Regions from separate parts of the Homo sapiens genome. Here all the other regions are linked to region 2. Evidence: chromatin loops called from intact Hi-C (ENCODE). Cell type or tissue: heart left ventricle. All regions are shown on one strand. Links, peaks and the distances in the headings refer to the core of each region. The heading gives the core; the rest is flanking DNA.

Evidence for each region. Hi-C counts contacts between places; a loop is a spot of excess contacts. Peaks named below come from ENCODE experiments on the same cell type or tissue, not always from the same donor. Only the 100,000 strongest peaks of a DNase experiment are listed, where the experiment ranks them.
Region 1: a loop joins it to region 2, with 6 times the contacts of the local background. A loop is called at or near these places in 83 of 110 quality-filtered maps.
Region 3: it touches region 2 in a loop (2.2-fold over the local background); 7 of 110 quality-filtered maps call a loop at or near these places.

The regions. Positions count from the first base shown.
Region 1 is chr1:26,599,129-26,606,697 of GRCh38, forward strand. LOC124904769 (U7 small nuclear RNA) reads right to left here and starts at 3,304; the gene lies at 3,241-3,304. In heart left ventricle, for the core only: a CTCF peak has its summit at 3,409 (motif pointing right); no DNase peak of the experiment used is centred there.
Region 2 is chr1:26,874,919-26,882,487 of GRCh38, forward strand. It overlaps GPN2 (GPN-loop GTPase 2), which reads right to left. Exons shown (of 5, transcript NM_018066.4): 5 at 1,214-4,831. The coding sequence ends at 4,759. It overlaps GPN2-AS1 (GPN2 antisense RNA 1), which reads left to right and starts at 1,216. Exons shown (of 2, transcript NR_199049.1): 1 at 1,216-1,392; 2 at 3,200-3,327. RefSeq lists an enhancer at 1-455. In heart left ventricle, for the core only: CTCF peaks have their summits at 3,241 (motif pointing left) and 3,441; no DNase peak of the experiment used is centred there.
Region 3 is chr1:26,496,386-26,503,954 of GRCh38, forward strand. No RefSeq gene overlaps it. Among named protein-coding and RNA genes, the nearest start is that of HMGN2, 28 kb to the left of the region's middle. RefSeq lists silencers at 3,899-4,078, 4,289-4,778 and enhancers at 4,959-5,028, 4,988-5,645, 5,059-5,118. In heart left ventricle, for the core only: CTCF peaks have their summits at 3,967 (motif pointing right) and 4,182; DNase peaks (open chromatin) are centred at 3,996, 4,656 and 5,617; H3K4me3 peaks cover 1,849 bases; H3K27ac peaks cover 1,418 bases.

The DNA of each region.
Region 1 (7,569 bases), core at 965-5,964, 280 kb before region 2:
GGAGGAACTGGTAGAAGATCTGAGAAGATCTGGGCAGAGCGACAGTATACAGGGTCGTGGTTTTCTCTTCTCAGAAAAACTGGGCTCAAATTCTTGCTTTGCCACTTACCAGCTGTCTGCTGTTTCCCTTTCTTCATCCATAAAGTGGTCACAGTAAATTAATACCTGCCCTTACTTTCTCGCAGGATCAAAAAAGATAAAATGAAACAGTGCAGAGAAAGCCCTTTGAAAGTTAAAATGCTAGGCTGGACGTGGTGGCTCATGCCTGTAATCCCAGTACTTTGGGAGGCCAAGGAGGGCAAATTGCTTGATCCCAAGGGTTCCAGAAGAGCCTGGGCAACACGGCGAAACCCCATCTCTACCAAAAATACAAAAAGTAGCTGGGTGTGGTGGTGGGTGCCTGTAGTTCTAGCTACTCAGGAGGCTGAGGTGGGAGAATTATCTGAGACCGTGAGGTCAAGGCTGTAGTGAGCTATGATTGTGCCACTGCACTCCAGCCTGGGTGACAGAGTGAGACTCTGTCTCAAAAATAAGTAAATTAATTAAATTTAAACAAACAAACAACAAAAAAGTTAAAATGCTAGATAAATTCTACAGGATTTATTCCACAGACATTTACTAAACATCTACTATAAACCAGGCACAGTTCTAGGTGCTGAGATACATAATCTAGTAGGAAACTCATAACCTATTAAGGAGCTTTTTATTCTAGTGAGGGAGACAGAAAAGGAAATAGAAAATTATATGACCTTGGGATAAGTGATGTCATTAAAGTATGTTGGGGAAGGGGAGCCAGTGGCACAAAAGAGGATATGACCAGTTCTATCAGGGGGCAGAAAACCAAGAGAGATTTCCAGAAGAGCTGACATCCAGCTACCTAAAAGATGGGCATGGTTTGTCAGGTATATATGGCCAGAAAGGGTGTTTCTGGCAAGGAAAACAGCACAAGCAAAATCAAAGAGGTATAAAATAACCTGATAAATCAGGGAACTTAAATTCAACCCAAAGGCCTTGAATGTCAGGACTAGGATCTTGAACTTAATCCTACAAGAAAGTGAGAGCCGGCCAGGTGCAGTGGCTCATGGCTGTAATCCCAGCACTTTAATTCGAGACCAGCCTGGCCAACATGGTGAAACCCCATCTCTACTAAAAATACAAAAATTAGCTGGGCATGGTGGCAGGCACCTGTAATCTCAGCTACTCAGGAGGCTGAGGCAGGAGAATCACTTGAACCGGGGAGGCAGAGGATTGCGCCATTGCACATTGCACTCCAGCCTGGGTGACAAGAGCGAGACTCAAAAAAAAAAAAGAAAGAAAGAAAGTGAGAGCCATTGAAGGATTCTGAGCTGGGGAATGGCTTGACCAATTTTGCATTGGAAAATGATTACTCTGACTGGCAGTGGTGTGAACAATGCCCTGGAGAAAGGAAGACCAGATAGGAGACAATTAGAGTGGTAGACAATGAAAAGCCCAGGGGACGCACTCATATGACTTAGATTACTGAGTGGAGAATATGCCTTTTAATAGGATTATAAATCTTATTATTATTTTGCCAAGAGTGAGGGAAAATTAAAGTTTCATATTTTCCCTATTAATCCCAAGGAAGAAACCAGGGATATGGATAAGATTAGGGAGAAACAGCCGGGCACAGTGGCTAACGCCTGTAATCCCAGCACTGTGGGAGACAGAAGTGGGTGGATTACCTGAGGTTAGGAGTTCGAGGCCAGCCTAGCCAACATGTCAAAACCCCGTCTCTACTAAAAATACAAAAAAATCAGCCGGGCGTGGTGGCACGTGCCTGTAATCCCAGCTACTCAGGAGACTGAGACAGGAGAATCACTTGAACCTGGGGGGCAGAGGTTGCAGTGACCCGAGATCGTGCCACTGCACTGCAGCCTGGACTCTGTCTCAAACAAAACAAAACAAACAAACAAACAAAAAAGATTGGGGAAAACCTGTAGACAAAATAAAATATTAATAATAAATCAGGGCTGGGAGCAGTGGCTCACGCCTATAATCCTAGCACTTTGGGAGGCCAAGGCAGGCGGATCACCTGAGGTCAGGAGTTCAAGACCAGCCTGGCCAACATGGTGAAAACTCATCTCTACTAAAAATACAAAAATTAGCCGGGTATGGTGGTGCGTGCCTGTAATCCCAGCTACTCGGGAGGCTGAGGCAGGAGAATCGCTTGAACCCGGGAGGCAGAGGTTGCAGTGAGTCAAGATTGCATCATTGCACTCCAGCCTGGGCAACAGAGCAAGTCTCAAAAAAATAATAATAATAATTTAAAAATTAAAAAAAATCAGCCCAGGCACAGTGGTTCATACCTGTAATCCCAGCACTTTGGGAGACCGAGGCAGAAGGATCACTTGAGCCCCGGAGATCGAGACCAGCCTGGGCAACATAGGGAGACACTATCTCTACAAAAAATACAAAAATTAGCTGAGCATAGTGGTGTAGTCCCAGCTATTTGGGAGGCTGAGGTGGGAGGATCACTTGAGTCTGGGAGGTCAAGGCTGCAGTGAACCATGATCACACCACTGCACTCCAGCTTGGACAACAGAGTGGACTCTGTCTCAACAAAATTTTTTAAATAAAAACAAAAATTAGCTGGTTGGGGTGGCGCACATCTGTGGTCCCAGCTACTTGGGAGGTTGAGGTGGGAGGATCAATTGAGCCCAGGAGTTAGAGGCTGCAGTGAGCCATAATCATGCCACTGTACTCCAACTTGGGCAACAGAGCAAACCCTGTCTCAAAAAAATTAAATAAATAGAAAGTGAGGCCGGGCTTGGTGGCTCATGCCTATAATCCCAGCACTTTGGGAGGCCGAGGCGGGTGGATCACCCGAGGTCATGAGTTCAAGACCAGCCTGGCCAACATAGTGAAATCCCGTCTCTACTAAAACAATAGCTATTATTAATAAATAATAATAATACGAAAATGAGTCTGGCATGGTGGCACATGCCTGTAATCCCAGCTACTCTGGAGGCTGAGGCAGGAGAATCGCTGGAACCCAGGAGGTGGGGGTTGCAGTGAGCCAAGATCACGCCACTGCACTCCAGCCGGGGCAACAGAGCGACACTCCATCTCAAAAAAAAAAAAAAAAAAAGAAAAGAAAGAAAGAAAGAAAGTGAGATCCTTTAAAAAAATTTTTAAAGGAAGATTTTTGTTTTTCCCGTGGGAAGTTTTTCCAGAGAAGAGAACCATCTTCAGTGTTACAGCTCTTTTAGAACTTGTCTAAGAGACAAATTTCAGTGAACACTGGAAAACCTGATAGATAAATTCTAAAAGAGGTGTAACACTGAAAATTTTAACTATACCAATAACCGTAATCAACTGATGGACATCTGGGAGCAAAGCTTTCCAACATTTTGCCTCTTCTTTCTGGTTCTCTGCTGTTGTTTCTCTTTTGAACAGCAGATGGCAGGATAATCCCACAACAGGTGGTCATGATTTAATTTAATTGCAATGAGAAGAAAATTGCTTCTTTTCCCACATGTATTTCTTTCCCGAGATAAACAGTACATAGGGAATCTGCCTCTTTATTGGAAGTAAGATATGTAAGAAGGTAGCTTTTTATCAAGGAACAGCAAGGTAACTAACATAAATTCTGAGCCTTAGATTATTACACTGTGCAAAACCAAGTTTCTGAGAAAGGAGCAAATGGAGGTTGAAAGCCAACTGTTAAAATTCCACATATTCTAGGTTTCCTCAGTTAATAATCATAAAAAGTTTATAGCCAGAAAGTCACAGAGGCCCTTCTGTTGCAATTGTTAGGGTTTAGAGTCAGTGGGAACACCCTTCTCACCCAGGGGATTTTAAAAGCCAATCCCACCTCCTCCCCACAGTCCTCTCCTCTAACGCTCATTTCCCATCGCCTCACAAAATTGCCAGGGTAATTGACTCTTAGATGAGATGAGTTTGACTTTCTACCCTGATTTTGTAACAGAAGTTCTTTTGGTGAGGTTCTTTGTTTGAAAATGCACAATAAAAATGGCTTTAGAATGACTTCAGAGGACTCTTTCTTTTTCTGGTGCCAATAACAGATTCCAAAGCAGCTATTATTCGAGGTGGGTGATAGCATCCCTTGAGTCTGTTTAAGTATCGGTTTTCAAAGTGCCTAGGAACCTGAAATGTCCTGTATGGTATATTTGCAGGTGCATAATTGGCCAAGTGCTCCAGGGGTTATAAAGATTGCCTTCCTGTAGTTGGAATAGACAGATTTAGCCTCTTACTGAAACTGAAGGCTGCAATGTCGATAACAAATCTGATTCTAACTCTCCTGTGTCACTTCAGCCCAAAGGTGCCTTTGTCTCCCAGGAGAAAGAGGTTAGAGGTAAGTGAATGGCCCTTAACCAGAGCCATGTAGAAAACATTGCTAAGGAAGACTTCTGTCCTGAGAGTGGAGGTTTAGGGCTGTTGTGTGTGAAGTAAATTTGCTTTGTTCACAGCCAATCTGACTGAATGCAAGTATTGCTGAGGTGACTGGAGCTGAGCAGCAGCAAACTGCTTTAAAAGCAGCTTTCAGTGGGAAACTTTAAGCATACAATGACTTTATTTTTGTTAAACATAATTCTCCAACCTTGCTTTTTTATTGCACTAACCAAAATAAATCTGGATAAACTTAAAAGGCTGCCTTGATGTCAGTAGGAAAATGGATATTGTCTCTCCCAAAAGTGTTTGAATGGTAGTACATAATCCAGCTACATCCAGATAAGAATACACCTCCGCCTGTAGAAAGCTTTCCTGGAACGGAATATCACCAAGAGTATTCACTTTGGGGCTTGATGGTTCCAGCCCGTCTTACTAAAACTTCTAAAGAAATAGTTTGCCTGCTCTTTCACTCCTCCATTTGTAGTTAATACTTATGTGTACTTAGTGGTGTTCTGAACTCGTTTTATTTCTCAAGGCCTCTGGCATTTGATGATACCTGTGTAGCAGGAGCTTTCATCATACCAAACACAGGGTGGTGTTTAGTGGAGAAGGGGCCAGGAGAGGAAAAAAGCCTAGGCTTTTTCCTAAGTTACTTAACTTGGGAAACCAATGGGCTCCTTTTAAGATTAAATGTGTCTTTAAAATACCAGGATCTTCAGTTATGAAGATATGGGCAAAACTGCTTCCCCCAGACAAACCTGAGGTGGGGGATGTAGGTGTCACATTCAAATCAAAAAGGTGCCTCTCGACAGGAAAGATTTAATCAGCTCTCCTTCCCAGGATCGGCTGCCAGGTTTGAACATTTACTTGTCTGAGTTCCAGGCAGGAGACACTGCTAATTATGGGAGCAATTCCCATGGCTACAGAAAAGAACTGTCTGAGCTGGGGAGTCAAAGCTCTGATCAAGAGGGGACTGAGAGGAAAAAAGCCCCCAGCATTCTCAGAGGAAATTCTGGAGTTGACAAGATACATGCCTTCTCTGCAGGAATGCCCCCTATGTCTGGCATTTGAAGATCTAGAAACATCCTTCCCTTCACCTTCCTAACTTACGTGTTAAGAATCCCTTTGTTTGACAAATAGAATTTTCAAAGCAGTTTCTTTCGTTCAAACACTACGTGATTAAGTTTGTTTTGGAAAAAAACACAGAATGAGGACTTTACTAAGAGTGATTCTCACAAATGATGGTACCTGAAAAGAGGCAAACTTGGCCATCAGGGCAGCCAAAATGGCACAAGCATTTGGAACTTGTTGCCTTATCCTTGGCAAAAACACCACTGGATCCTTTCCGCTCTACGTAAAGTAAGCTGTGGCAAAGTTTACTTTTCTTGTGGCACAAAATCTAGACTCACAGTGAGCTTCTTCACCATTAGCTTCAATTTATATTCTGCCTCTCTTCTTTGTCCATTATTCAGGGCACCTGCTCTCTGTCCCTCCCCCACTCCTCCAGCTGTCTGTCTGTCTCATTTGTGTCAATTAGGAATTCAATACTGCTTGATTTAACTGAATGACTTTCCCTGTACAGAATCTCAACTACAGACAGGGCATCAACCATCACTCCCATTCCCCAGAATAAAAAATTCTGAAAAGCCAAAGGCATGCAAGGATACCTAAGAAAGGAGCAAGAGGTCCTTGCTAGCTATGGCAGTGAGCCTGAGAAAGATGGCAAGACCGCATTTCCTGACACCCAGTTATGTATTTGGTGGCCTACCAAGAGTCAGCATTGCATCCAAGATCATTTGAGTCTACTCTATTTAGTAAAGGTTTTCAAAGAGGATCATAAGACTTAGAAATCAAGAACCAACTGGAAGAAATAAACTTTTTATATCATTTCCTAGTTTACAACATGCTTTCCCATCCTCAGAAGAATGACTTTGTCTTTCTGTTAATTCAGTCATTGAAAACATCGGTCCTATTCTTTAGTCAACTGCCTCTATTCACCTACTATGTGCCAGGCAGTGTTATCAGAGCTGAAAACAGTGTTCTAAGAACAGAAAATAAAATAAAGTTCTTATTCTCATGCAACTTACATTCTAATGGGAAGGATCAAAATAATAAGTAAGTAGACCTATAGTGTATTAAATGATAATGAGGGTATTGAGAATCATAAAGCAGTGTTAAGGGAGATAGAAATTATGGTTTGAGCAGAGTCTTTTTTTTTTTTTTTTTTTTGAGATGGAGTCTCACTCTCTTGCCAGGCTGGAGGGCAATGGTGTGATCTCAGCTCAATGCAACCTCCGACTCCCTGGTTCAAGCAATTCTCCTGCCTCAGCCTCCTGAGTAGCTGGGATTACAGGCACGCGCCACCATGCCCAGCTAATTTTTTGTATTTTTAGTACAGATGGGGTTTCACCATGTTGTCCAGGATGGTCTCGATCTCCTGACCTTGTGATCTGCCCGCCTCGGCCTCCCAAAGTGTTGGGATTACAGGTGTGAGCCACCGCGCCCGGCTGGACAGAGTTTTTTTAGTTTACAAAGGGTAGACAGAAAGAACTCACTGATGAGGTGATTTGAGCTGAGACATAAAAGAAGAGGGAGAACAAGCCATATAAATATGAGGGGGAGGAGCTTGCCAGGCAGAGGGCACAGCAAATGCACAGGTCCTGACACAGGAGTTTCCTTGTTGAAGGAGACCAATTGTAGCTAAATAGAATAAGCCAAGGGAAAGATGTAAGAGAGGTCAGGAAAGTGGGAGTGGAGGGGACAGACTTGTAAGGCCTTGTAAATCATTGTGGGGTCTTTGTTTATTTTGTTTTGTTTTGTTTTAGACAGACTCTCGCTCTTTTGCCCAGGCTGGCTGAAGTGCAGTGGCACAGTCTTGGCTCATTGCAACCTCCGCCTCCCAGGTTCAAGCGATTCTCCTGCCTCAGCCTCCCAAGTAGCTGGGATTACAGGTGTGCACCACCACACTCAGCTAACTTTTATATTTTTAGTAGAGACAGGGTTTCACCATGTTGGCCAGGCTGGTCTTGAACTCCTGGGCTCAAGTGATCTGCCCGCCTTTGCCTCCCAAAGTGCTGGGATTACAGGTGTGAGCCACTGTGCTCGACCTCTCTGTTTTTTATTCTGAGTGAGATGAGAAGCCACTGGAGGGTTTTTAGTAGGGGAAAGACTTATGTTTTATGATATGACATAAAA
Region 2 (7,569 bases), core at 1,333-6,332:
GGTAAGTAAAGACTCAAAAGCCAGAGACAAGAGAAGAGAGAGAGGAGGGGACTAGTGTTTTGCTAGAGAATTTCCCTCCAGGATTCCGGGATAATTGGGCCTCTTCACTGCTTTCAAAATTGGCGAGGGCCTTAATAGTGCTTGGGTGGGTCTGAAGCCACTCCCCTCCCCCCTCAGGATTCTTGAGAAAGGGACAGAGAATTCCTCAAATCGGCCTTCCCTTTCTCTTTCCCACAGATCCTAATGGGACCATACTTCCTATATTCTCAGCCACCAGCGGGTGAGCATTTTGCTAATCCAGGCAGACTGGATGTGCTTCAGCTCTGTGGGCTTTAGGGCCTCACCCTCATGCCTAAGCCTCTTTGTCAGGCTGGAAACCTTTCCAATTACCTGTGGTCCCTGCTAAGTTCTTCCAATTCTACACTGTCTTCTAATTGTTGAGGTTCCCAGTTCAGAGCCAAGAAATGCATATAACCTAATGTCAGTGGTTAGTAGGGATGACCAGGAAGGTCCCTTCTAAGACACTCAGAGAGGGCTTCCTCCCTCCCGAAGTTGTAGAGAATTGTCAAGGGAGGTCTGGAGATGAGAAGAGCAATTTCAGACACTATCAGTGAGATGTAAAGTGGCACATTTTTTGGAAAGCATTTTGGCAACATGAATCCAGAACCTGGAATATGTCAGTTATTTCATTTCCAGGACTACCTCCCAAGTTAAAAATCAGAGACTCAGACAATGATTTGGGTACGAGGATATTAATCACACTATTTACAAAAGTAAAAGTTGGTGATGACTTGTAGGCTAGTAGTAGGCTAACCACGGGAGTATGGATAGGTAAACAATGTTATAGCCAAACCATGGACTATTACCAAAGTGACATTAAAAAGGTTATTTACTTGATTGTTTGAGACAGGGTCTCACTCTGTTGCCCAAGCTAGAGTGCAGTGACACAATCATAGTTCACTGCAGCCTCCACCTCCTGGCTCAAGTGATCCTCCCACTTCAGCCTCCCAGAGTCCTAGAATTACAGGAATTGTATCTATTTTTTATTACATGGAATGGTGTTAACTGAAAAAGGCAGGATACAACACAATTATAAAATATCCCACTTATATAAATGCAATATCCACCCCAGGTATAAAAATAAGGCTGAAAGAATACATAAAATATCTCCAGGTATTTACAGAGATGAGAAAAAAAGAGAATACACAAAATATACATTTGAATATAGAATTTATTTTTCTCTTAAACAGATGACCCCATAGAAAGTTTCCGTTATGGGATTCTGGGTGACTCATTTTCGTTTTTTTTTTTTTTGAGATGTACTTTCCATCTTGTTACCCAGGCTGGAGTGCAATGGCGCGATCTCCGCTCACTGAAACTTCCGCCTCCCAGGTTCAAGCGATTCTCCTGCCTCAGTCTCCTAAGTAGCTGGAATTACAGGCGCATGCCACCATGCCCTGCTCATTTTTTTGTATTTTTAGCAGAGACAGGTTTTCACCATGTTGGTCAGGCTTGTCTTACACTCCTGACCTCAGGTGATCAGCCCGCCTTGGCCTCCCAAAGTGCTGGGATTACAGGCGTGAGCCACCGTGCTCGGCCTTCTCTTTCATTTTCTAAGTTTTTTACTTTCCTATATTTATTAGGAAATTTAAAAATAATCTTAAGGATGACTGCCACATGCCAGCCATAATGGAGGATGGTCTTTCTTCTACCCTAGACATTTCACACTGAACAGGCCTCACTTGGATCTCGGACATCTTCCTTTCTGCACTGTGCAGATCCCCTCAGTATATGCAGAGAACAGAAAATCATTTTGCTGCCAGTGGAAGGTAGACAGAAGCTACGTTTATTGGGGAAGAAAATACCCTTGCTGTCAAACCATGGCCTGAAAATAAAGGCCTTGGATTACTCCCACCCATCTCCACTCCATGGGTGCAGAGAATGCTGAGGGTGCTTGCATACGAGACCATAAAGTTGTAAAGGATGCCTTCCAGCCCCCATTTGGTTTGTTATGGTGAGAGCTGGGGCCTCTGTGAGTGGCAAGCATCAAAACCCACGACCACAGCCGTTGGTACTGCTTTCAAAAGCATAGCACCCACCCTAATGCCCTGATAAAGGATTTGTCCAGTAGCCTGGGCGTCAGGATTCCTGGGCTCTAGGCCCCACAGGTGATTCACAGCTAGCCCCAGGCTGTGCCTCCTGGCCTCAGTTTTCCTGGCTTGCTCTATTGGTACTTCCTACCTACTCTGTGGGGTGTTAATAGGGGTGAGGTGCTTTGAACTTCTCAGATGAAAGAGGCTGGGAAGCAGCACCCAGTTATTATCCCCTTTACAGCCAGGCGTGGGAGCTGAGGTTGCTTTCATACTGTTCCAGCCACAGTAGCCTCCTCATAGCCCCTCATTCATCTGCCTTTGGCTCTGGCTGCCACAACCAGAAAGCAAAGCAGTCAGTCCTATTTCAATGCTGTTTCAGAACAGATGTCCCTAAATTAATTTGCCAACTGCCCAAACCACTGGTGAACTATCTATGATTCAGTAATACTTTACAGGTGCCTAATTTCTTTCTCCTGATTGGCTGCAAAACCTGTGGGACAAGGGCTGTGACTTCTCACCAATAAATATACCAAAGGAGGGATACTCGCAATTTAGTCAGCAAAATGGGTTATGAGAAAGCCAGGCTGACCAAAGTTCAAACTTCTCATCTTTCTGCTTCCTCACTGTAACACGGGCAATGGCTTATTAATTCTCCCCATCCTGTCTATCTCTAATGAGGATTGTGTGTGTGGAAGCACTCTAAAATACCAAGCACTTCATATGTGTTAATAAGTCCAAATGTGGCCGGGTGCAGTGGCTCACGCCTGTAATCCCAGCACTTTGGGAGGCCAAGGCGGGTAAATCATGAGGTCAGTAGTTCAAGACCAGCCTGAACAACATGGTGAAACCCCGTCTTTACTAAAAATACAAAAATTAGCCGGGCATGTGGTAGGCGCCTGTAATCCCAGCTACTCGGGAGGCTGAGGCAGAGAATTGCTTGAACCTGGGAGGCGGAGGTTGCAGTGAGCCGAGATTGTGCCACTGGACTCCAGCCTGGGCGACAGAGAGAGACTTTGTCTCCAAAAAAAGAAAGTCCAAATACATGCAAATAAAACTTGGCATAACAGTCTTGCCCAAGCCATCAGTCCTGCCCCTTCTGCCACCAGGTTACAACTGCAAAAAATTAGGTTGGGGTGCCACCTACTGGTTGAAAAATATATGAACTGCATCCAGCCAGTTGCAAGAGCAAAGAAAAAACTTCCAAGCCCTCTTGATTTTTGCCACACTCTCATAGGAACTGCCATATTATATAATTAATATTTTTCTTTACACAACTTACTATTTTTTTTTGAGACAGAGTCTTGCTCTGTCGCCCAGGTTGGAATGTAGGCACAATCTTGGCTCACTGCAACCTCCGCCTCCTGGGTTCAAGCAATTCTTCTGCCTCAGCCTCCCCAATAGCTGGGATTATAGGCGTGCAACACCATGCCCAGCTAATTTTTATGTTTTTAGTAGAGAGGGGTTTCACCATGTTGGCCAGGCTGGTCTCGAACTCCTGACCTCAGGTGATCCGCCCGCCTCAGCCTCCCAAAGTGCTGGGCTTACAGGCATGAGTGAACACGCCCAGCCTTGTATTTCATTTTTGAAGTACACCTTTTTTTTGAGACAAAGTCTCGCTCTGTCACCAGGCTGGAGTGCAGTGGTGCAATCTCAGCTCACTGTAACCTCTGACTCCTGGGTTCAAATGATTCTCCTGCCTCAGCCTCCCAAGTAGCTGGAACTACAGGTACGCGCCACCTATGCCCAGCTAATTAAAAAAATTTTTTGGTAGAGATGGGGTTTCACCATGTTGGCCAGGATGGTCTCGATCTCTTGACCTTGGGATCCGCCTGCCTCGGCCTCCCAAAGTGCTGGGATTACAGGCGTGAGCCACCGCACCCAGCCTTGAAGTAAACTTTTAACCACTACTGTAAATGGAAAACTAGTTAACACTTGTCAACAATAGAATAAAACCATAAAACAAATACAGTGAATATAAAACATTAACAAAGTTCTAGTTAGGAAGTGTTGCCTGTGAAAGCTGAAGCTTGAGGCTCTGTTAAAACTGAAAATTGTGGGACATGGTGGCTCACACCTGTAGTCCCAGTTACTCAGGCGTCTGAGGCGGGAAGATCACATGAGCCCAGGAGTTTGAGTCCAGCCTGGGCCATATAGCAAGACCCCATCTTTTAAAAAACAAACCTCAGAACCAAAAACTGAAGATTAATAAAAACACATGACTGGAGACTGAATGTAAATCCTATGTGACTGAATGTGAATTATATGCTTTGGGGAAATACTGATTATTCCAAGGCTAGGTGACACTCCCTCATTCTTCCCCAAACCCCTGGGCCCGGAAGACTGAAGAAAAGTTTGGAAGTCACAAAAAGTAGAAAATAAACTCTTGTATTGTAGCACATTTCATCACAGCCTGACTAGGACCAGTGCTCGACTTTCTGGTGGCAGGGCCCAGAGCTCACGGACACCACTGACAGTATGGGGGGTGTTCTGCTTGGCACCATGTCTGGCTTTTTGGCCAGAAGTCCTTTGCAGAGCTGAATATCCCCTTGCCAGCCCGCCAGCTCTGGCTGGGAGGACTTGCTCTTGGGTCTGCAGCCTGCATCAGGAGCCTCCACTTTCCCCAGTGCTGGATTATGCATCCTGCTCTCCAGGGTCCACCTTGTTGCTACAGCTGCATGGCTTCCTGCTCCACTGACTGGTTCGAGGGTGCCAGGTACTTCTCCTGGATGCCCAGTGTGCTGAGGAAGGGTGCGTCAAGGCTGATAGCATAGGCAGAGGATGGGGAGCTGGTCTGGGCAGGATCTGACTTCCGCTGATGCCTACACTCCAACCATGTCCATCCCTCTCTTCCTCATAATTATAGGGACCAATCAGGTATGAGAAGCCTCCAAAAACACCCAGACTCAAATGCTCCTCTATCTGCCTCTTCCACACACTGCTGCGGATCAAAGGACTGGACAGTACTAACCTTGCAATTTTGCGTTATGGCACATGCTCTGGAGCCAGACTAAGGGAGTTCAAAACCTGATGATGTCTGGGTCTGGGGTCTGACGAGGACATGGAGGTTAGCCATGGCTAGGTTGGCTATGTTAGGACACCATGGCTGTTGTACTACCAGATGGCTCCAAAGTAAGAAACAGATTCTACACCCACCAAAACCAAGGTTTGAACTGTTCTTCCAAAACATCCCGGGAGAGGGACCTTGGGCCTGTCGCCTCAATTATAAAAGGGGTTGAAATGAGGATTAAATGACCCTGCAAGTAAAGCACTTAGCCCACCAAATGATGTTCGAGTTACAGACCTTTCTTTTTCTTTTTTTTGAGACAGAGTCTCACTCTGTCACCAAGCTGGAGTGCAGTGGCGCGATCTCGGCTCACCGCAACCTCCAACTCCCTGGTTCAAGCAATTCTCCTGCCTCAGCCTCCAGAGTAGCTGGGACTACAGGTACATGCCAGCACACCCAGCTAATTTTTCTATTTTTAGTAGAGACAGGGTTTCACCATGTTGACAGAAATGGTCTCGATCTCCTGACCTCGTGATCCGCCCGCCTTGGCCTCCCAAAGTGCTGGGATTACAGGCGTAAGCCACCACGCCTGGCCAAAAATAAATTTTTATACTTTAAAAAAAAAAAAGAGAGAGAGATGGGGTCTCACTATGTTACCCAGTCTGGTCTCAAACTCCTGGCCTTGAGCAATCCTCCCACCTTTAACTCCCAAAGTGTTGGAATTACAGGCATGAAGCCATTACACTTGGCCCATGCCATCTTATTTGCAACCCTTGAAACCTGTCTCAACTTTGAACCCCTATGCCTTTGCATGTTCTCTTAACTTGAATTCCCTTTTCTTCTTCATTAGACTGGCTAACCCTCACCTTGAAATGACACAACTCACGTGTCATGCCTCCATAAAGCTTTCCTTACCCACCTACCCTTCAGCAAAGCTGACCACTCCCTTATTTGTATCAGTCCCTACTCTCTTACAGAGAGCTGCTGAATCTTAAGGGGGTTAGGGTCAGGGCAGAATCTAAAATCAGCACAAATGTATATGGTTAAAAATACTCTTTAAAATTCCTCAAATTATTTGTTAAATGCAGCATACATGGTTTTGTGAATAGAATCCTTTATATATACGAATACATAAAGTAACGTACAGATGCTCCTTGACTTATGATGGGGTTACATCCTGATAAACCCATCCTAAATCAAAAATATCTTAAGTCGAAAATGCATTTAATACACATAACCTACCACACATCATAGCTTAGTTTCGCCTACCTTAAATATTCTTAGAACACTTACGTTAGCTGCATTTGGGCAAAATTATCTAACACAAAGCCTATTTTACAATAAAGTATTGAATATCTCATGTAATTTATTGAATACTGTACTGAAAGTGAAAGAATGATTGATAGGTACCCAAAGTATGATTTCTACTGAATGCATATAGCTTTCACACCATCATAAAGTTGAGCCATCATAAGTTGGGAACCATCTGTACGGTGTACAAAATACTACATTATTTAAATTGCTTCTCCCAGCCTAGGCTGTATGGTGAAACCCCATCTCTACAAAAATTAGCTGGCCACAGTGGCACACGCCCATAGTCCTAGCTATTCAGGAGGCTGAAGTGGGAGGATCACTTGAGCCCAGGGAGGTCAAGGCTGCAGTGAGCTGAGATCACGCCACTGCACTCCAGCCTGGGCAACAGAGTGAGACTCTGCCTCACAAAATAAACAAACATAAACTGCCCTTCCCAGCTGGGGACGATGGCTCATGCCTGTGATCCCAGCACTTTGGGAGGCTGAGGTGGGAGGGTAACGAGCCCAGGAGTTCAAGGTCGCAGTGAGCTATGATTGCATCACTGCACTCCAGCCTGGGCAAAGGAGCAAGACCCTGCCTCTAAGAAATAAATATAAAAGTTGCAGGCCGGGCATGGTGGCTCACGCCTATAATCCCAGCACTTTGGGAGGCCAAGGCAGGTGGATCACCTGAGTTCAGGAGTTCGAAACCAGCCTGGCCAACATGGTAAAACGCTGTCTCTACTAAAAATACAAAAAATTAGCTGAGCGTGGTGGCGGGCGCCTATTATCCCACTTACTCGGGAGGCTGAGGCAGGAGAATTGCTTGAACGTGGGAGATGGAGGTTGCAGTGAGCTGAGATTGCACCATTGCACTCCAACTGGGGCAACAAGATTGACGGTCCGTCTCAAAAAAAAAAAAAAAAAAGGGCCAGGTGTGGTGGAGCATGCCTGTAATCCCAGCTACTTAGGAGGCTGAGGGAGGAGAATCACTTGAACCCTGGAGTTGGAGATTGCATTCCAGCCTGGGCAACAACAGCAAAAGAAAGTCCATCTTAAATTTAAAAAAAAAATTGCTCCTCCCCTCTTTTGCTGAGCACATGCAGTCCAATTGGCCTACATTAACTGCAGGTGTGACGCAGCTCCTTAGTACCTTCATCAGGGACTGCACACTCTACTG
Region 3 (7,569 bases), core at 965-5,964, 380 kb before region 2:
CCAACTACTCGGGAGGCTGAGGCACAAGAATCGTTTGAACCCTGGAGGTGGAGGTTGCAGTGAGCCAAGATGGCGCCACTGCACTCCAGCCTGGATGACAGAGCCAGACTGTCTCTAAATAAATAAAAGGACTCAGAATGTATAAGCTTTTTTTTTTTTTTTTTTGAGACAAGGCCTCACTCTTTTGCCCAGGCTGGAATACAGTGGCGCAAACACGCCTCAATGCAGCCTTGATCTCCTGGGCTCAAGCAATCCTCCTGCCTCAACTTCCACCACACCCAGATAATTTTGGACTGAATGACTGATGGTAGAAAGTGGGGCTTGTTACGTTGCCCAGGCTGGTCTTGAACTCCTGGCCTAGATTCTCTCACTTTGGCCTCCCAAAATTCTGAGCCACCACACCATGCCTGCATAAGTTTTAGACCCTAAACAATCTGGATCTTTCCCTGCCCAGAGTGATACCTGCTCACCAGGTATAAAGGGCAAACACTCCAGACTGGAGCAGAACAGAGGACTCCAAGAAAACTTCTTCAAGAACATGAAAGTGATAGAAGATTGATGTGGTAGTCATGGAGATGAGCCTCCCAACACCCCCCACCCCGCCCGCTGTTCAAGGAAGGGCCTGCTGCCCAGCTGCAGGGAGTTTGGACAGCAGACAGCCTCCAGCTGTCAGCTCCAGGGCTGGCCTCAGATGCAGACAGCCTCCTCGCCCAAGATCACATCCTTCCACATCCTTCCTCATCCTTCCCCAGGGCGGCCCCCATCAGGTGACTGAGCCAGGCAGTGGTATAAAGGCCTGGCCATTCCAGCCAGGCTTGGCACACTCTGATGGGCAAAACTCACTCCAGAGCTCCTTGCCAGGTTGGCCTAGGCTTTGCCAGGCCTGCACTGTAGTTTGACTTCTGCCCAATCCTGCTTCCTCCCACTTCCTTTCATAGGTGTTGATCCCTAACAAACCTCTTCTTCTGTGTACCTTCCAGAGAGACCAACCTGAGGTATCTGATTTGTCTGAATATCTTTTTTTTTTTTTTTTGAGACAGAGTCTTGCTCTGTCTCCCAGGCTGGAGTGCAGTGGCGCAATCTCGGCTCAGTGCAAGCTCCGTCTCCAGGGTTCACGCCATTCTCCTGCCTCAGCCTCCCGAGTAGCTGGGACTACAGGCGCCCACCACCACGCCCAGCTAATTTTTTATATTTTTTAGTAGAGAGGGGGTTTCACCGTGTTAACCAGAATGGTCTCAATCTCCTGACCCTCTGATCCACCTGCCTCGGCCTCCCAGAGTGCTGGGATTACAGGCGTGAGCCACCACGCCCAGCCTGTCTGAACATCTTGAGAGGAGATTTAGATACCTGGTAGGGAGTGGAATACACTAAGCAAGTGGTAAAACAGGACAATTAAGAGCTGCAGGAAAACAAAAAGTTGTAGAGGAAAGGAATCATAGCGCCGTCGAATAATGTAAACAATGAGAATTGAACAAAACAAAATTATGATGGCAGTTTAGAGAGATGGGGATTATCCGTATGGCTGGTGATGGGAAGTGTTAAAACTATCGTCCTCCAGCCTGGGCAACAAAAGTGAGACCCCATCTCTACAAAAAACAGAAAAAAATATTAGCCTGGCATGGTGGTGCGCACCTATTGTCCCAGCTACTCAAGAGGCTGAGCTGAGGATCACTTGAACCAGGAAGGTCGAGGCTGCAGTGAGCCATGGATGGCACCACTGCACTCCAGCCTGGGTGACAGAGTGAGACCCTGTCTCACAAAAACCCAAAAAATAAAACTATTTTCCATGGTAGAAAAACAAGAGATAGTGCCTATAACTGAAATATCAAGAAAGAGCAAAACAAGCACATTTATTTCGAGATATGGAGATAAATATAAAATATAGTCAGTTAAAGGAGTTGAAAATGGGTGCCTCTGCTTCAGTGGAATGGGCGATGTCTTTTTGTTTTCTTAGTAGAGATGGAGGTCTCACTATGTTGCCCAGGCTGGTCTTGAACTCCTGGGCTCAAGCAATCCTCCCACCTTGGCCTCCCAAAGTGCTGGGATTATAGGTGTGATAATCATGCCCAGCCTGCTGTTTTTATAAAAACTTATCTGTTTAAACTTTGTGCATATATAACTTTGATTAGGAAAAGAAAAGAGTATAAGCTTCCCAATGACAGAGATTGCAAGAGTCTGGTTACTATAAAATCCCCAGCATTCTACATGTAGTAGGTGCTCAAGAAGTATTTGTTGTTCACGTCATTGAATAAAAGTCACCCCCCAGCTTGGAACTCTGAATGGCTTCTGACAGCACAGTATTAAGATCACAGTCTAAGCCTGGGCAACACAGGGAAACCCTGGCTCTACAAAAAATACAAAAATTAGCCAGGCATAGTGGCACACACCTGTAGTCCCAGCTGCTAGGGAGGCTGAGGTGGAAGGATTGCTTGAGCCTAGGAGGTCGATGCTGCAGTAAGCCATGGATGGCACAACTGCACTCCAGCCTGGGTGACAGAGCAAGACTGTCTCAAAAAAAAAAAAAAAAAATCACAGTCTGTGATGCGCCAGGCACTCAGGATCTGGCCTCTGCAGATTCCTCCGGTTTCTTCTTCAGGCCTCTTTCAGGTGGTCACATGCACAAGGTTTCCTCCTGTCTCAGGAACTGTTTACACGCTGTTCCTTCTCCCTAGAAAGCGCTTCACCACCATCACCTGGTTCTCGCACATAAATTGGTGAGATTTCAGCTCAAATGTCACTTCCTCCAGGAAGTCCTCCCTGTTTCTTGGTTCTCCTATCTCATTCCCTCATTCACCAGCCCAGTGGAGCCATGGTGGACCTATCTCAAGATCCCAAAGGGCCTTGCGGGCCATGTTAAGACATTTGCTCTTTGTCTGGAAGAGAACTGGGAGTCACCGAAGTGTTGCCAGCAGGGAAGGTTAAGATCAGATATGCTGATAGATCTGGGGCTCAGAAAGAATTATGAAAAGCAGCAAGCCTCCTTACTTGATACACAGACAACCTTGCTCAACCAACAGTGGCTTCATCCTACCTCCCCAGGGTACTTCCAGTAATTCCCTATGGTAGTGTTTTCCAGAATGGGACATGACTACAGCTGGGGGCCCTAGGTATTTTTTTTTTTTTTTTTTTGAGACAGTCTTGCTCTGTCGCCCAGACTGGAGTGCAGTGGCATGATATGGACTCACTGCAACCTCTGCCTCCCGGATTCAAGCAATTCTCCTGCCTCAGCCTCCCGAGTAACTGAGACTACAGGTGCGCACCACCACGCCTGGCTAATTGTTGTATTTTTAGTAGAGATGGGGTTTCACCATGTTGGCCAGGCTGGTCTTGAACTCCTGACCTCGTGATCCACCTGCCTTGGCCTCGCCTTGGCAAAACCCCGTCTCTACTAAAAATACAAAAATTAGCCAGGCGTGGTGTCTCGTGCCTGTAGTCCCAGCTACTTGGGAGGCTGAGGCAGGAGAACGGCTTGAACCTTGGAGGCGGAAGTTGCAGCGAGCCGAGATCATACTGCTTAACTCCAGCAAAAAGAAAAAAAAGAAAGCTGGGGCTGCGCGCGGGGGCTTATGCCTGTAACCCCAGCACTTTGGGAGGACAGCCTGGCCAACAGAGCGAGACCCTATCTCTATTTTTTTTTAAAAAAATAACAAAACAAAAAAAGCTGGTTGGTTGTTGGGAGGCCTGGCTGCTTTTGGGAAGGATAATCCTCGTCCACACCAAGGTGATTCAGTGAGCAGGGTGAGGGCAGATGCTGGGTGTCCACGCCCCGGCCCCACAGCAGCCAGAGGAAGATACCAGCCCGCGCACCCGTCGCCATGGCAACCTCAACCCCACTCCTGGACCCTAGCTCGGAAGGGGGCAGGGTATCGAAAGCCGATCGCCAGAGGCTCCTCGGTGCCTCGTGCGAGTCCCCGCCGTCAGCCCCGAGGAGCCTCCTGGCACCAAGCAGGCGCTGCCCCCTTCGGCCACACGGTGGCGGCGCAGAGCCGAGCTCCGCGCCCCACCTGGGAGGCGGCGCCCGCGGGATGGGGCTCCTCGGCCCAGCTCCCCAGCCTCGACAAGGATACGGCCCGACATCCAGGCCAGGAGCGTCGCTGGGGCTTAACCGCCGTTCCCCAAGGCGCCCCTCCACTCCTCCAGCGGGCTCCCGCATCCCCCATTATCCGGCGGACCCCAACCCCTGCTCACGTGACTCGCCCGCCACCCTCGAAGAACTCTCGTGGGGCCGCCCCGCCCTGCCGCAGGTCACGCGCTGCGCACCTGGAGGGCATCTGGCCAGCCGCCAGCTAGAGCCTGCCCCTGCTCAGGCTCGGCTCAACCCGGGCCCGCGCCTGCTCCGAGCCCAGGAAGAGCGTCCTGTCCAGCTCCCAAGTGCGCCGGCCCGTGGGGAAGGAGGCGGGAGTGGGCTCCAGCGGTGCGGCCCTCGCTCCTCCGACCCGGGGCCCTCTCCACCTCGGGGGAAGAAAGAGGCCTCTGCCTCCGCCTCCTTCCCTGAGCGCTGCCACCCTCACTCCGGCCCTCTGACCGCGGGTCCCGGACATTGCGCTTAGGGGTCGCCTTGCAGGGCCAGAGAAGCTGGCAGACCACGCGCGCGCACGTGCCGGGGCGGGGCGTCACCGGGGGCGGGGCCTGGAAGGGCGGGGTCGGCGGGCTCGGGTTCCCGCGGGGCGCGCGCGGGGTGACGGGAGCCGGGACTACGCGGAAGTGGGGGTAGGGGCCGCGGGACGGGGAGGGGCGTCCCCAGTACCCGCGAGTGGCTTCAGGGAGCGCAAGGCCAGCTGAGTCTGGGCGCTGGATGGGCGGCCTTGGCATTAGGTCCAGATTTGGGTCCTAAGTACTGTGCCCAACCGGCCCGAGGGGAAGGGGGAGGAGACAGGAACCGCGCCCATTTTCCGGATCAGGTTCTTGGAACCAGCCCGGAAATCCTGGGACTCAATCTGGGGGCCAGATCTGGAGGCGATGGTTTTTCTAGAGACGGGCTGATGCAGCCCCAGTATGCCGTCGCACTCATTTCCCACATTCCAGGAACGGTCCAGGTCTGCCCTTCAGCGGTTTGGGAACTCCGCGACGACTCCCTCTCTCCACAACTGCAGGGTGGGCCGCGCTCTGAAAACCTGGCAAAGCGATGGGGGTCCCTCAGAGCCCCTCCTTCATATTCAGTTTCAAAAGGATTTGGCATTGGGGAAACCTTGGGACCTCAAGCCACATGGAGAAAGAGCTCCAGGTCACAAGGGCTTGGACCTGAGGGCACCTCGGCTGGCTCCTTTCTCGTGCAGTCTTTGCAAAAGAGGACCAGGTGGTGGCCAGAAGGGCACTTTGAGGGCTGAAGAGCTCAAACTGCACAGGGATAGGACCGAGGTGCAGAGTCCTTGGGGCCCTTTTTTTTTCTGTCATATCTTGTTTTGCCATTCGGCCTGGAAATACCTGGAAATTCTTCCTGCCTGTTTTTCCCTCAGAAAAGTTTTTTTTATGTAAAAGTGGCCAGGCACAACTGTAATCCCAGCACTTTGGGAGGCCGAGGTGGGCGGATTGCTTGAGGCCAGGGGTTCGAGACCAGCCTGGGCAACATAGCAAGACCCCGTCTCTGCCAAAAATACAACAAATTAGCCAGGCGTGGAAACGCGCGCCTGTAATCCTAACTGCTGGGGAGGCTGAGGCAGGAGACTCGCTTGAACCTGGGAGGCAGAGGTTACAGTGAGCCACCAAGATCAAGATCGTGCCACTGCACTCCAGCCTGGGCGACAGAGAAAACAGAAAAGGAAAAAAAAAAAAAAGAAAGGACATCTCTGCCGGGCTCTGTGTGTGGCTCATGCCTGCAATAGCAACATTTTGGGAGCCTGAGGCAGAGGGATTGCTTGAGGCCAGGAGTTTGAGTCCAGTCTGGGCAACACTGAGAGACCCTGTCTCTACAAAATATAAACAAAATTTGCCAGGTGCTGTCATCCGCCTGTAGTCCCAGCTACTCCGGAGGCTGGGGTGGGAGGATCACTTGAGCCCAGGAGGTCGAGGCTGCAGTGAGCAGCCACTCTATCCTGGGTGACAGAGACCCTGTCTCTAAGAAATGAATGAATGAACATCTTGCTGTGAGATGTGCTGTGTAACCCCTTTGCAATGTCCTCCCGAGAACTTTGGTAAAGGCTTTTGCTTTTTTGCAGTGCTTTTTGGAGTTGGATTGGGGGTGTGTGTGTGTGTGCACGCGCGTGCAAGTAGGGAGAAAGGGATTGGTTTTATACATTTTGTTTATTTTTCCTTTTATGAGAATAGAATAGCCTCCCTAGCCTTGCTCATTCTGTGCCCTCTACCCCGAATGCACTGCGTTTCCTCCTCCCTATCCTGTAAGGGCTACCTTTCTCCATCTCATTCTCCTGTTGCCACCAGCTCTTTTCCAGTCCCTCATTATAGTCATATAAGAACAGGTGACTGGCCTTTCTACTAGTGAACTGGTAGGCCATAATGAATGGGAATTTTGCTACCACCAGAATACTTTTTTTTTTTTTTTTTTTTTTTTGAGACAGAGTCTCGCTCTTGTTGCCCAGGCTGGAGTGCCCAGGCGCAATCTTGGCTCACCCCAATCTCCGCCTCCCGGGTTCAAGCGATTCTTCTGCCTCAGCCTCCCGAGTAGCTGGAACTACAGGCATGCACCACCACACCCGGCTAATTTTTGCATTTGTAGTAGAGACAGGGTTTCACCATGTTGGCCAGGCTAGTCTCCAACTCCCGACCTCAGGTGATGCACCCACCTTGGCCTCCCAAAGTGCTGGGATTACAGGCGTGAGCCACCGCACCAGGCCCCAGAATCCTTATGATTACAAGAAACTGCTGGTTTGTTGGTTTTATAAACCTCTTGGTTAGCATGATTCTTGTTTCCCTCTTTGTTTTGGTTGGTAAGAAGCTCAGAACTTTTCTATATCTTTATTATTTTTTGTCCCAATTTTCTTTCTTTCTTTTTTTTTTTGAGATGGAGTCTTGCTCTGTCACCCAGGCTGGAGTGCAGTGGTGCAATCTGGGCTCACTGCAACCTCCACCTCCCAGGTTCAAGCAATTCTCTGGCCTTAGCCTTCTGAGTAGCTGGGGTTACAGGTGCATGCTGCCATGCCCGGCTAAATTTTATATTTTTAGTAGAAACAGGGTTTCACCATTTTGGCCAGGCTGGTCTCGAACTCCTGACCTCAAGTGATCCACCTGCCTTGGCCTCCCAAAGTGTTGGGATTACAGGCGTGAGCCACCATGCCTGGCCCCAATTCTCTTATTTACTTTTTTTTTTTTTTTTAACAGAGGAGGTCTTGCTTTGTTGCCCAGGCTAGACTCAGACTCCTGGACTCAAGCAGTACTCCCAACTCAAGCTCCCAAGTAGCTGAGACTATAGATACACACCTGGCTTGGTATAATAAAAATATTTTTTAAGGCTAAAAGTAAAGAATAAGCTCAATGCAGTGGTGCATGCCAGGAGTCCGATTATATCCTAGGAAACATAGCAAGACACTGTGTCTCAAAAGATAAAAATTTTAAAAAAAACTTTTTATTTTGGAAATTTTCAAGCATACATAAAAGTAGAGAGAATATAATAAA